2 separate regions of the Homo sapiens genome follow, and region 1 is linked to region 2. Evidence: chromatin loops called from intact Hi-C (ENCODE). Cell type or tissue: ascending aorta. All regions are shown on one strand. Links, peaks and the distances in the headings refer to the core of each region. The heading gives the core; the rest is flanking DNA.

Evidence for each region. A loop is a pair of places that touch in the nucleus more often than their neighbours do. Peaks named below come from ENCODE experiments on the same cell type or tissue, not always from the same donor. Only the 100,000 strongest peaks of a DNase experiment are listed, where the experiment ranks them.
Region 1: a loop joins it to region 2, with 2.9 times the contacts of the local background. A loop is called at or near these places in 4 of 110 quality-filtered maps.

The regions. Positions count from the first base shown.
Region 1 is chr6:27,750,229-27,756,335 of GRCh38, forward strand. It overlaps TRV-AAC1-5 (tRNA-Val (anticodon AAC) 1-5), which reads right to left and starts at 3,244; the gene lies at 3,172-3,244. RefSeq lists enhancers at 2,438-2,497, 2,668-2,757 and a silencer at 3,208-3,347. In ascending aorta, for the core only: a CTCF peak has its summit at 2,208 (motif pointing left); DNase peaks (open chromatin) are centred at 2,153, 2,483, 3,123 and 4,033; H3K4me3 peaks cover 2,330 bases; H3K27ac peaks cover 971 bases.
Region 2 is chr6:26,593,068-26,599,174 of GRCh38, forward strand. It overlaps ABT1 (activator of basal transcription 1), which reads left to right and starts at 3,886. Exons shown (of 3, transcript NM_013375.4): 1 at 3,886-4,156; 2 at 4,847-5,043; 3 at 5,198-6,107. The coding sequence starts at 3,916. The coding sequence ends at 5,578. It overlaps TRY-GTA6-1 (tRNA-Tyr (anticodon GTA) 6-1), which reads left to right and starts at 1,807; the gene lies at 1,807-1,895. RefSeq lists a silencer at 514-808 and enhancers at 2,768-2,917, 3,018-3,177, 3,735-4,174. In ascending aorta, for the core only: CTCF peaks have their summits at 2,904 (motif pointing left) and 3,103; DNase peaks (open chromatin) are centred at 2,884, 3,834 and 4,174; H3K4me3 peaks cover 2,972 bases; H3K27ac peaks cover 2,545 bases; H3K27me3 peaks cover 75 bases.

The sequences.
Region 1 (6,107 bases), core at 705-4,704, 1.2 Mb after region 2:
AAAAAAAAAAAATCTTTATTATTTCGTCCCTTCTGCTAACTTTGGACTTAATTTGTTCTTCTACTTCTTTGAGGTATAAAAATTAGATTGTTTAACCGGGCACGGTGGCTCATGCCTGTAATCCCAGCACTTTGGGAGGCCGAGGCGGGCGGATCACCTGAGGTCGGGAGTTCAAGACTAGCCTGACCAACATAGAGAAACCCTGTCTCTACTAAAAATACAGTATTAGCGGGGCGTGGTGGCGGGCACTTGTAATCCCAGCAATTTGGGAGGCTGAGGCAGGAGAATTGCTTGAACCTGGGAGGCAGAGGTTGCGGTGAGCCGAGATTGTGCCGTTGCACTCCAGCCTGGGCAACAAGAGTCAAACTCTGTCTCCAAAAAAAACAAAACAAAACAAAACAAAAACAAAATTAGCCGGGTGTGGTGGTTCACATCTGTAATCCCAACTACTGGAGAGGCTGAAGCATGAGAATTGTTTTAACCTGGGAGGTTGCAGTGAGCTGAGATTGTACCACTGCACTCCAGCCTGGGTGACAGAGCGAGACCTTGTATCCAAAAAAAAAAAAAAAAAAAAAGAAAGGAAGAAAAAGAAACTTGGTGTAATTTTGATCTTAATTTTTTAAAGACATGCTTTGTAACCTAATGTGATCTATCCTGGAAAATGTTCCGTGTACCCTTGAGAAGAATGTATGTTCTGCTGCTGTTGGGTGGAATGTTCCTAATAGGTCTATTAGGGCCATTTGATTTTCTTCTGATTTTTAACATATGGGGACTATGACCTCCCTCCCTAGACAGGTAGTATATGGGGACTACCTGTCTTTGGTACTGTAGATGGCACACGACCTGCACCTTCCGCTGGAGCACTTTTTTTCTACCCTCCCAACCTGGATGCAGGTCTGGATCTCAGCCCTAGTATATGGGGACTATGACCTAGTATATGACCTAGTATATGGGGACTATGACCTCCCTAGACAGGTAATTCAGGGAATTTTTTCTACTTTTAATTATTGTGACCTCTAGTGTTTACTTCAGTTAACATCTGTAACTTTAGTTAAAAAGGACAAAACTCAAAACACCAAGGGGGCAACAGAGACTTGAAATTCCAGTAGGACCGTAGTTTTTGTTCCTAGTGGACCAAAAGGACTTACATGATTCTTCTGATTTTATGAATTCTGTCAGATTCTTGGAAGTAAATGTAATAGGCTGTCCCTTAGATAAAATTAGACCATAATTCAGATTCTGTATATTCTGAGATGATAAAGGGTAGAGGAGGCCATTATTAAAATGGCCTTAAATGTCATGCATGCTAGACCTTTAACTACTTCTCTAGTCTTACTTAAAATCACACCTTTTTTTGCTTTATGTACGCTAGCTACACTGGCCCTAGTGTATTAATTCCTCTTATTTATAAGGTTATCTCCCACCACAGGGCCTTTTTACATGCCATTTCCTATTCTTGGAAAACTCTCCTTTCTCCAATGCATTCTCTGGACTCCAAATCAATAAATAATTTTCTAGGGACTTTCCTAAACATTTAAGTGTGTGACACCTGCATTACTCATAGCAAAATGTATCTCTCCTCGTAGCAAGTTCTACATTAGTTTGTAAGGCAACTTGATTAATGTGTTTCTCCCTCAATGGAATGTAAGTTCTATTAAGGCAGGTACAATGTCTGTTCTTGTTCACCAATGAAGCCCTACTGTCTAACACATAGACTAGTTTATAATAGGCACTCAGTAAATATTAGTGAAAGAAATGTGTCACCTTCGCGCGGTGGCTCATGCCTGTAATCCCAGCACTTTGGGAGGCCGAGGTGGGCGGATCAACTCAGGTCAGGGATTCCAGACCAGGCTGGCCCATATAAGAAGCAGCTAACACCCCTAGGGCTGAGGGCTGAGATGGAGCACGCAAGTATTCTCTTCCCCACCAGGGCTGAGATCCAGACCTGCATCCAGGTTGGGAGGGTAGAAAAAAAGTGCTCCAGCGGAAGGTGCAGGTCATGTGCCATCTAGAGTACCAAAGAAAAATGTTCATGGGGAAGTCTGTTACCAGAGATGCTCTAAAGGAGGTTCCCCCAAAGTACTGCTGGCCACCATGCACTGCAGGAGGTTCCTACTAGGTAAACTGCTCAGGCTGTGGGAGCCAGGCCACTGTGCACAGTAACGCCAAGAGATTATTTCCTCCAGCAATGTCTCTCCATCGCCCTCTATTGACAAAATTTAATATTGAGCTAAACTGCGACAGAAAATATTTAAAGGGCCCAGCTCCGTTCCATTGTTATGGAGCAAGGAAAAGTGATTTTGCTGCTGAGAGGTAATAAATAGATAACCGGACAGAAGAGAAAATGCTGACTTTCTTTGGACTGGTTCGAATTCAAACACACTTTTATATCCTTGTCCAAGTGCACAATCCATGGTGAAAGTTTAAGAGCTGTCAAAAAGTTTGTTTTGGCCGGGCGCGGAGGCTCACGCCTGTAATCCCAGCACTGTGGGAGGCCGAAGCGGGTGGGTTACCTGAGGTCAGGAGTTCGAGACAAGCCTGGCCAACATGGCGAAACCCCATCTCTACTAAAAATACAAAAATTAGCGGAGCGTGGTGGTAATCCCACCTACTCGGGAGGCTGAGGGAGGAGAATCGCTTGAACCCGGGAGGCGGGGGTTGCAGTGAGCCGAGATCGTGCCACTGCACTCCAGCCTGGCAACAACAGCGAAACTCTGTCTCAAAAAAAAAAAAAAAAAAAAGTGTTTCCTCTCTGTGCTTCAGCAAAAAAAGAGCAAATCCAATTCCCCGAAGGGCTCAAAGCGAAGCGCTCTTCCTTAGAAATCCCCGAGGAAACCCCCTCCACGAAAAACCCGCAAGTGCTGCTCTCTGGATTCCAAGAAAGCCTGTCTCACCTGCGAGGTGCAGGCGGGTGGAGTTCTGGGACTCCGGTGCCTATTGGGATTGACACCACCGGGGTCACTCAGACGGAGATCAGAAAAGGAGGATGAGGGTGAGGGTTCGGCGTGGGGTAGAGAAAGGTGTGACGCGGGATTCAGCGCCACGTCGCTGGGTGACGGAAGGAGTACAGAAGTTGAGGGTTCACGTGCTCGGCAAAAAGCAAAGATTCTATTGGTTCAAATGAAAATACTCAAAAACAGAATTAGCGATAGAAAAAAAAGCGACTCTCTTTGTTTCCGCCCGGTTTCGAACCGGGGACCTTTCGCGTGTTAGGCGAACGTGATAACCACTACACTACGGAAACCAACGGTTACAAAGCTTCTTCTTTTTGACCTAAAAGACTAGTCCTGAATTCTCCCCCTTTCCCTCCACCCCCACCTCCGATTTTTTTTTGATTATGGTGAATTACACACTTTCACATTTACTATTTATAATATAAAAACTCGATGTCCTAATTTAAGTTGAGGAACATTTGATAAATAATCGGTTTGTACTTTTTTGTATAATAAACTATATTTCCCAGTAGTTACTTATACAAAGAGGCATAGAATTAATTTGGGAAAGGTAATTTGTTAAGATTTATGCATCTATGAATCTATGAACTAATTTTTAAACCTATTTCTAGTATTTAGATGTTCTTCCCATTGTTTTATACTTTAAAAAATACTGATTAGTTTTCAAATTTATAGATATAAATGTTTTAATGTTATATAATGTTTATATAACATTATATATAATGTTATATAATGTTTATAAGATATAAACATTTTAATGTTTAGTTGTAACCAACTAGTAGCTTCAATGATAACTCAATTCGAAGGAATTCTATAAAAAGTAGAACATTATGCTTCCCATAACAAAAATAATAAATAACTGGCTAATGACTTCACCTGACTGTAGCGTAGTCTTTGGTGCTCTAATTAGAAGAGAAGCTCTTTTCTTTCTAGAAATACTTGCCGACCTCCTTGTGGAAAACCCTCCCTTTCCGCTGTCTGCATTCGGATGAGAACCAGATCACCAGGGAGATGCAGACCAGGGGGACACTTCCTCCTGTTAACACTAGCGGAGCTGGTGGAACCCAGCCGACCATGCAGGAGGGAGGAGCTGGCAACGCCCTGAACGGTGGGAGGGGAAAGCATGCGGGGTGTCAGCGTCTCTAGGGTTTGGATAAGCCGATTTCAAGTCCAGGACAGGAGAGAAAACAAAAGAGTTCTGTTCAAATAATAATAATAATAAATCTTACTGAGTTTCAAACCAAGGGTCTTTACTGTATTGGGCAAATGTGATAACCACAATACCAGTAAAACTTGCCTTTGGTCCCATGTCTCTTCTACAGGAAAAAAAAAATACAGTTTTTCCAGATGCCCCAGGTTCTATAATCTCAAAGCTGCCCTTTCTTCCCAGAAACTCTCACAGTGGTGGTACGTTTCTTGCCCTTGTACTTTTAGTGTACTAAAACCAACAGCCAAACTTTATCATTTTAGCAATCCAAGTATTCACCCATGAGCCCCAATTTCTTTGCAAATGCCAGGCAAGAAAACCTCAAGTAGATAGAGAAGTAGAGAGCAGATGATTTGATTTTTTTAAAAAAATTCTACCATAGTGTCCTTATCTTATCCATGCAACTTGTTCTGATCTTCATCTTTCTAGTGCCAGAAAATGACCCTTTTAGGAACCCGGACCTGTAAGACTGAGCTCTTGGGACTATTAGCATTTGTTACAGAGCAGGTAAGCTTCAGGATGAGATATACTGGGGAACAGGTACAAGGTTACAAGATTGGATTCTATGTCACAAATAATTATTTCTCTGGAATGTGACAGTTCAATGCTATTTGATTTAGAAAAGGAGGATAAAACGCTCGTGTATTTTTTTCTTTTCTTTGTTCTTCTCTCCCTTTTCACTGTCTTCCTCTATCTACTTTCACTGCACACCTAGAAGCAAGCTGCCTTCTTCCAGATTCCTCCTTATAACTTCACTTTGCATATAAACACCACACACTCTCTGTGCTTAGAGGTGGTGGTTGGGCTGCCAGACCAGTCTGGAGAAAGTCTGTGCTTACTTTTTCCTCTACTTAGTATTCTTTCTTCCATGGGTGCCAGGAACAGAGAGCCCCTTCTCACCTTGAGATCATGTGAGCTGGTAGTAGCTGGATCATGAATAATTGGAATGCTGTGGGTAACAACTGAAAGAAAGACTGTAATTCCCAATTAACAAATTAGACTGTATTTCCCAATTAACAAATCAAGACCAGATTAGCAGCAACAATGATCATTAAAAATATTGTTAAAGAAAAAAAGAAAGAAAAAAGATAAAAAATATTGTTAAACTGGACATAGTGGTGTACCTGTAGTTCTAGTTACTCTGGAGACGAAGTAAATCAGGAAGATCACTTGAGCCCAGGAGTTTGAGGTTGCATGTGCAATGATTGTGTCTGTGAAAAGCCACTGCCCTCCAGCCTGGGCAATATAGGGAGACTCCATCTCTAATTTAAAAAAAATTGTTGTAAACACATTTATTTCATATTAATTAAAATAAATTATTGGCTGGGCACAGTGGCTCATGCCTGTAATTCTAGCACTTTGGGAGGCTTAGGCGGGATGATCACTTGAGCCATGAGTTCGAGACAGCCTGGGCAACATTGCGAGATCCCCATTTCAAATTTTTTTAAAAAGAAAAATAAATTATTGAGCTACAAACAATGTGCCAGACAATTGTGACCCTATGTTGTCACTAGGAGTACCAGAGGCATGCAGGACAAGATTACACAATCCTAACTCTCAAGGAGAAGAAAGAGGAACATGAGCAGCCAATATGCCATAAGCAAAAAGTGGAGCAACAGACGTACAGATTGCGAAGCATTTGGATGGTAGTATAGAGAGGAGGCATCTTCTTAGTCCTTATGAACTGGCAGGGCAGATCTGGCAGGGATCTTTGGAGCCAAAATATCTGAGTACAATTCCTTCCTCTGCCACTTTCTCATCATATGTAGGGTTTCAGGCAAGCTATTTGGCTTCTTCATGACTCTGTCTGTGCTGGTAAAATGGATATGGATACAGTGTGTACCTCATAGAATTATCATAAACTCAATTAAGAAAAACTCCCTGAAGTGTTTCAGACAGTGCTCAACTTACAGAAGTAGTTACTGCTTTTATTTTTAGTATTACTT
Region 2 (6,107 bases), core at 799-4,798:
CTCATGGCAATGAATTGAATAACTGAATTAAATATTAGTTATGTTGCTGCAGATATTTCTCATGGGAAACGCTGGAGAGGATCTTTTGAAAAAAAAAACCGTATTTTTGTCAAGATTACAATTATGGAGAACTTTAACTGTAATAAGTGATGATCTTTTATAAATAAATTCACCAACACTCCTTTCCATAAATTTCACAATTTATAATTTCCATATACTTCTAATAATTTTATAAAAAAGAAAAGTCTCTCCAGATGCCTTCCCGTTCTTCCCATTGGTGTTCATTTCTGTTTTAGGCACGAGGAAGCTGAATACCATGATAGGTACTTATTAGCAAAGCATGACAGCATACCTTTGTGAAAACTGTCAGAATCAAAATGGAGTCACTATTGTTAAAACACACAAACACACAAAACAAACTAAAAACGCTAATTAATAGAGCTGGAAAAGGCCATGCTTGATAACAAAAACTATCACAAAAGACTGCAAAAACCACAATCTTGCACAGGCCATCACAATCTTACACAAAAAATACTTCTACAAGGACATCTGCCCCACAACTGCCTGTCCAACCTCGGACTAGCTTCCTCTTTGCTATCCATTTTTGTAGCAGACAATAATTACCTCAACACAGTTATATAATCCTTCTCATTTTTTCCCTTACAAATCTTTGTCGCTGAGCTCGGTGGCTCACGCCTGTAATCCCAGCACTTTATATTCTGGATCATGAGGTCAGGTGGGCGGATCATGAGGTCAGGAGTTCGAGACCAGCCTGGCCAATATGGTGAAACCCCGTCTCTACTAAAAATACAACAATTAGCCGGGCGTGGTGGCGGGCATCTGTAATTCCAGCTACTCCGGGAGGCTGAGGCAGGAGAATTGCTTGAACCCGGAAGGCGGAGGTTGCAGTGAGCCGAGATTGCGCCATTGCACTCCAGCCTGGGCGACAGAGCCAGACTCCAACTCAAAAACAAACAAACAAACACCTTTGTCTTCCTTTACCTCCCTGAATATACATAGTTTCCTATGGCACTCGTATTTTCATTGCAATGCTCTATTCCCAAATAAACATCATTTTCTTTCAGAGAGCTTCTCTTTGTTATTTAGGTTGACACCTGTAAATAGAATGCTATATTTCTTTTTTAAATTGTAGGGGGAGAGAGAAGTGTTGTGTTTCATTTACTTGTCCCATTACAATTGTGCAATATCATATGAGCCGCTCAATTCCTAAACATATGTACACACACAACGCACTTCTGTTTTGTGTCTCGAACACAAATTACAAATTATACAAATTGTGTAATTTTCCTTGCCCTTCAGAAAGGAGAATCTCAATGTTTCCGAAATGAACTGGGCAGTAACTTCGCTTCAAGGCGGTAGGTCCCCCCTCTTCAACCCAGTTGTCTAAAATAACCTTGTCTTTATTATTTACTTCCTATAGAGAGAGGAGGTGCTAAGCGGACAGGACAGCTGGACAACACGCGCAATAAGGGCAATGGTCCTATCTATTCTAAGGGAGGAGGACATGGAATATTGGTGTGGTTTTGTTTATTTTTTATTTTTTTGGACCTATGTGAAACATTTTTACAGTAAAACCCACAAATTTTAAATGTTCAAGAGAATTGTTCATATACTTGTATAGTCAGTATCCCTACTCAGATAAGAACATTTTAGAACATTTTGGAACATTTCTAATATCCTAGAAAATTTCCTCACGTTTCCCTATATTTTCAAAATGAACAAGAATACAGGATAGTCAAAAGCAATAGGTAAATCCTAAAGAATCCAAAACGAGGGTAATGACATCCTTCGATAGCTCAGCTGGTAGAGCGGAGGACTGTAGGGGTTTGAATGTGGTCATCCTTAGGTCGCTGGTTCGAATCCGGCTCGGAGGAGTTCCATTTTTAAAAGTGTCTCTTCTGGGCCTGAAATAAGGAAACTTGGAGAACGCATGTGCAGCTTGCTTATTCAGGAATTTGTAAGACGCTCAGAGAAGGAAAATAATCCACCCTGAAAATTGCTAACAAGGGTTGCTTCACAGACAGTTGAGTGGGACTCGATTTTCACCAAGTTGAGAAGGGATCATGAGGAATGTGGGGAACGGGAAGAACACGCTGCCCCAAGGCTTCATTTTTTTTTTTTTGTCGGTTTCACGGTCCTTTAGCACCCCCTGTTATATTGATACTTGGTGTGAATAAACATTTTATTAATGATAATTTCAAATATATACAAAGTAGAGAAAATAGCTAATAGCTACCATTAGCCACCACACTGGCACAACTTACCGACACTCTTGCATCCATCATGCCCCTCCCCTAGCTCCAGATCTTTTAAAGCCACCCCAACACGTGTTCTCATTTCATTAACTGTACTGTGTTTTGAAGATGTCAGTGTTTATAATTAAATAGCAGTAGACGGAGTTTATCGCTCTCATCGTACCCCGCTCCTCTTCAAAAAAGGAGCAGTGGACACCTACCTGACAGAAAGTTCTCTTCAATAAAGTTAATGAAACAGGCGTGTTTGAATTCGAGAAGTCTATTATTAGACTTTTAGACACTCCATGAAAGAGTGCAGGGCCCTGTTACTTTAGAAATATACTTGGGGACTGGCAAAAACTGTCATCTCTGATTTTAATAGTGGACACATTTACTCCCTGCTTCCATTCTCTGGGCTACTCTGCGCTCTTGGAGCGAGATGGGAAATTTTGTCAGGCCGCAGCAAGGACGGATTTATGTTGATAGTCATCAAACTCGCCCCGGGCTGCTTCCAGAAAGCTAACCGGATTACTTGTACGCGGTTCCCAGCACTGTCCTTTGCAGTCAGCTTGTCGCTGGCGCCGATGGGAAGAACTGAAACGCCTCAAGGGTGGGGACGGCGCCCCCTGCTGGTCGCGCCCTCGGGCGACGATAAGAGACTGAGGACCCGAGCCCGCGCGGGGAAAACTGCCCTGAGCTTGGCTTAGGGATGGTCCGCAGGCCGCCTGGTGGGAGCAGGACCGCCGTGGCCCGGTCCGTTCTGCGGTTGCGTAGGTCATAGAAGGAAAAGTGGTTTGTGATCTGATAGGGAATCTGAGGACAGACCCAGGGAGAGCAGAAATAAGCGCGCCGCCGGGGGGTCGCCAGAATTGGAGGCTTGTGCGCCTCTGACAAGTATTTGCAACATAAGTATGCATATGGATAATGTATCAATACACACGTGTAATAGATGCCAAACAAATTCTTCAAATAATTGTCACACATTTAAATTTTCAGACATTCACAAAATCAAATGTAAAATATTAAACTGAAAGTTCACAACTTAAATTTTCAAAAATTAAATCTAATTAAATTTCCAAAGTTGAACTGTTTTCAAAATTAAATTTTAAAATATTCAAAATTCCGAGGTAAATTTCCAGAAATAGTTAAAACCTCAAAACTCAAAATTTTTAAATGAAATTTATAAACTTTAAAAGGTGAGTCATTCCTCAGCTGGAATCGCACCCGGGGCCCTTGAATAAAATGCTATTTTGATCGCTAGAACACATAGAAACTTCTCTAAAATTGTTCTGCAAAATTCCCTAAAAAGCCGGCATCAACCCGCCTTTTAGCGTCTCGACAAGGCGTTCTATAGGGTAGGTTATATTTGGGGATCTGCCTTTTCTGGTTCTGCCTGTCCTGAGTTGGAGATCTGACCGGGAATCTGAGCCTAACCCAAGTTTCCCATCCCGCTTCCACGCTCTGAATCAGGCTTCCGACCTGACACACCACTTCCTCCCTCTCCCCTCGGCCTTCCCCTGGACCCGACTGTATTGCCCAATCATTTCCTTTCATTTGTCATCACCACCTTGGACCCGCCCCCTCGTCTCAGGCCGTCGCACGCGTTTTGCGTCAGTTGGCAAGGCACTTTACGGCCGTCGTGCCGCTCGTGTCAGTCAACATGGAGGCAGAGGAATCGGAGAAGGCCGCAACGGAGCAAGAGCCGCTGGAAGGGACAGAACAGACACTAGATGCGGAGGAGGAGCAGGAGGAATCCGAAGAAGCGGCCTGTGGCAGCAAGAAACGGGTAGTGCCAGGTATTGTGTACCTGGGCCATATCCCGCCGCGCTTCCGGCCCCTGCACGTCCGCAACCTTCTCAGCGCCTATGGCGAGGTCGGACGCGTCTTCTTTCAGGCTGAGGGTAAGTATGCAGGCCCTGACGGTGACAGGAGGAGGTTGTCGCTCGCTGGCGGGGTGCAAGCATGCATGTCCTGTTGCTTCGCTGCGCGAGGCTGAGGCACGAGTTGCTGGATTTTGGGGGTGGGGAGTGCGGTGCTTGGCTCCTGGCTGGTGAATCAGTCTGTGAGGATGCTGGGGTGGGCGGGCGGAGGGGATATGGGGAGAGTGGGTAGCGCAGTGTGTCTGGTGGTTCTTTAGTTCTCGGATTGTTACTATTTGTGTTCTTATCCCGGCTCTGTTCACCTCTCTTTCCGGACCTGTTTACTGGTTTGTTACATGAATACAACCTGAGTAAAAGTCTCGTCAGCTTTTCTACAAAACTGAACATAACTCTTTAGCATTGCTGCCTAGGTCAAGAAACTATTTGATCAACCGCCCCTCTTCTTTCCACCCTCAATTTTACATTGAGGCTGAGGACTTGTGCCGGTTTTAAGCAGCGTTCAGGGCTGGCCAGATTAAGGAGTGGACAATTAAGGAAAGAATTGAGTTAGCTAGAGGAAAGGGTGCGATTTACAGTTCCCTTCCTCCTGGGCAAAAACTCTTCAGGTGGGACTCCCACTGGCAGATGTGAAGAACGTTGCGGGCAGTGGGAGGTGCTTTTGAGTGAGTGCTGCATAGGCGTCCTGGACGGGTCTTTGTCTTTGGCGCGCAGACCGGTTCGTGAGACGCAAGAAGAAGGCAGCAGCAGCTGCCGGAGGAAAAAAGCGGTCCTACACCAAGGACTACACCGAGGGATGGGTGGAGTTCCGTGACAAGCGCATAGCCAAGCGCGTGGCGGCCAGTCTACACAACACGCCTATGGGTGCCCGCAGGCGCAGCCCCTTCCGTTATGATCTTTGGAACCTCAAGGTGAGAAGATAGATCTTTCTGCCACACCTCTCACCCTCCCTTCTCCCCAACTCTGGCCCAAGTATCCCCATGGCCTCTCATTGGCCTTGTCCCCTTGTCTCATCTTTCTCCCTAATCTGCACTATCCTGATCTTTTCTTCTTTTCTGCCCACAGTACTTGCACCGTTTCACCTGGTCCCACCTCAGCGAGCACCTCGCCTTTGAGCGCCAGGTGCGCAGGCAGCGCTTGAGAGCGGAGGTTGCTCAAGCCAAGCGTGAGACCGACTTCTATCTTCAAAGTGTGGAACGGGGACAACGCTTTCTTGCGGCCGATGGGGACCCTGCTCGCCCAGATGGCTCCTGGACATTTGCCCAGCGTCCTACTGAGCAGGAACTGAGGGCCCGTAAAGCAGCACGGCCAGGGGGACGTGAACGGGCTCGCCTGGCAACTGCCCAGGACAAGGCCCGCTCCAACAAAGGGCTCCTGGCCAGGATCTTTGGAGCCCCGCCACCCTCAGAGAGCATGGAGGGACCTTCCCTTGTCAGGGACTCCTGAGGGCCTGGGTGGCCCCTTCCATTTCCTGGCCCTGCTCTGCTTCCTGTCTACCTCATACTAGAATGATCGTGACTACCCGGGCAGACATTTTACTGTGTTTCTCAGACCAAGTGTCTACTGATGGCCCAAACATGGAGTTTTGTGGGCTTCCACTGTCCCCACTCCGAACTCCTGTATGTGCCTGGCTGAGTCACCTAATTCATACTGTCATACTAGCATAATTATGACTATTGCATATGCTTGTTTTGTTTGACTCTTGGCTGCCTACGTCTGTAGGGTCCCCTGAAAATCCCACTTCCTGCCCCCAGAAAGGGCCTTTATTTCCAACTAGGAGGATAATGCCTAGTCCAGGCAATCTTTCTCTGTTTAGCAGTCACAGGTGAGGGTGGTATTAGCATCTTTTTTATGTAGAAAAAATTGAGTTAATGGGGTGGACTGGGTTGGGAAGAAATACATTTCCTAATGTATTTATAGAAAATAAAAATATTTTTATGTGCCTTTTTATTTTTGTTGGTGGGGAGGTCATTGG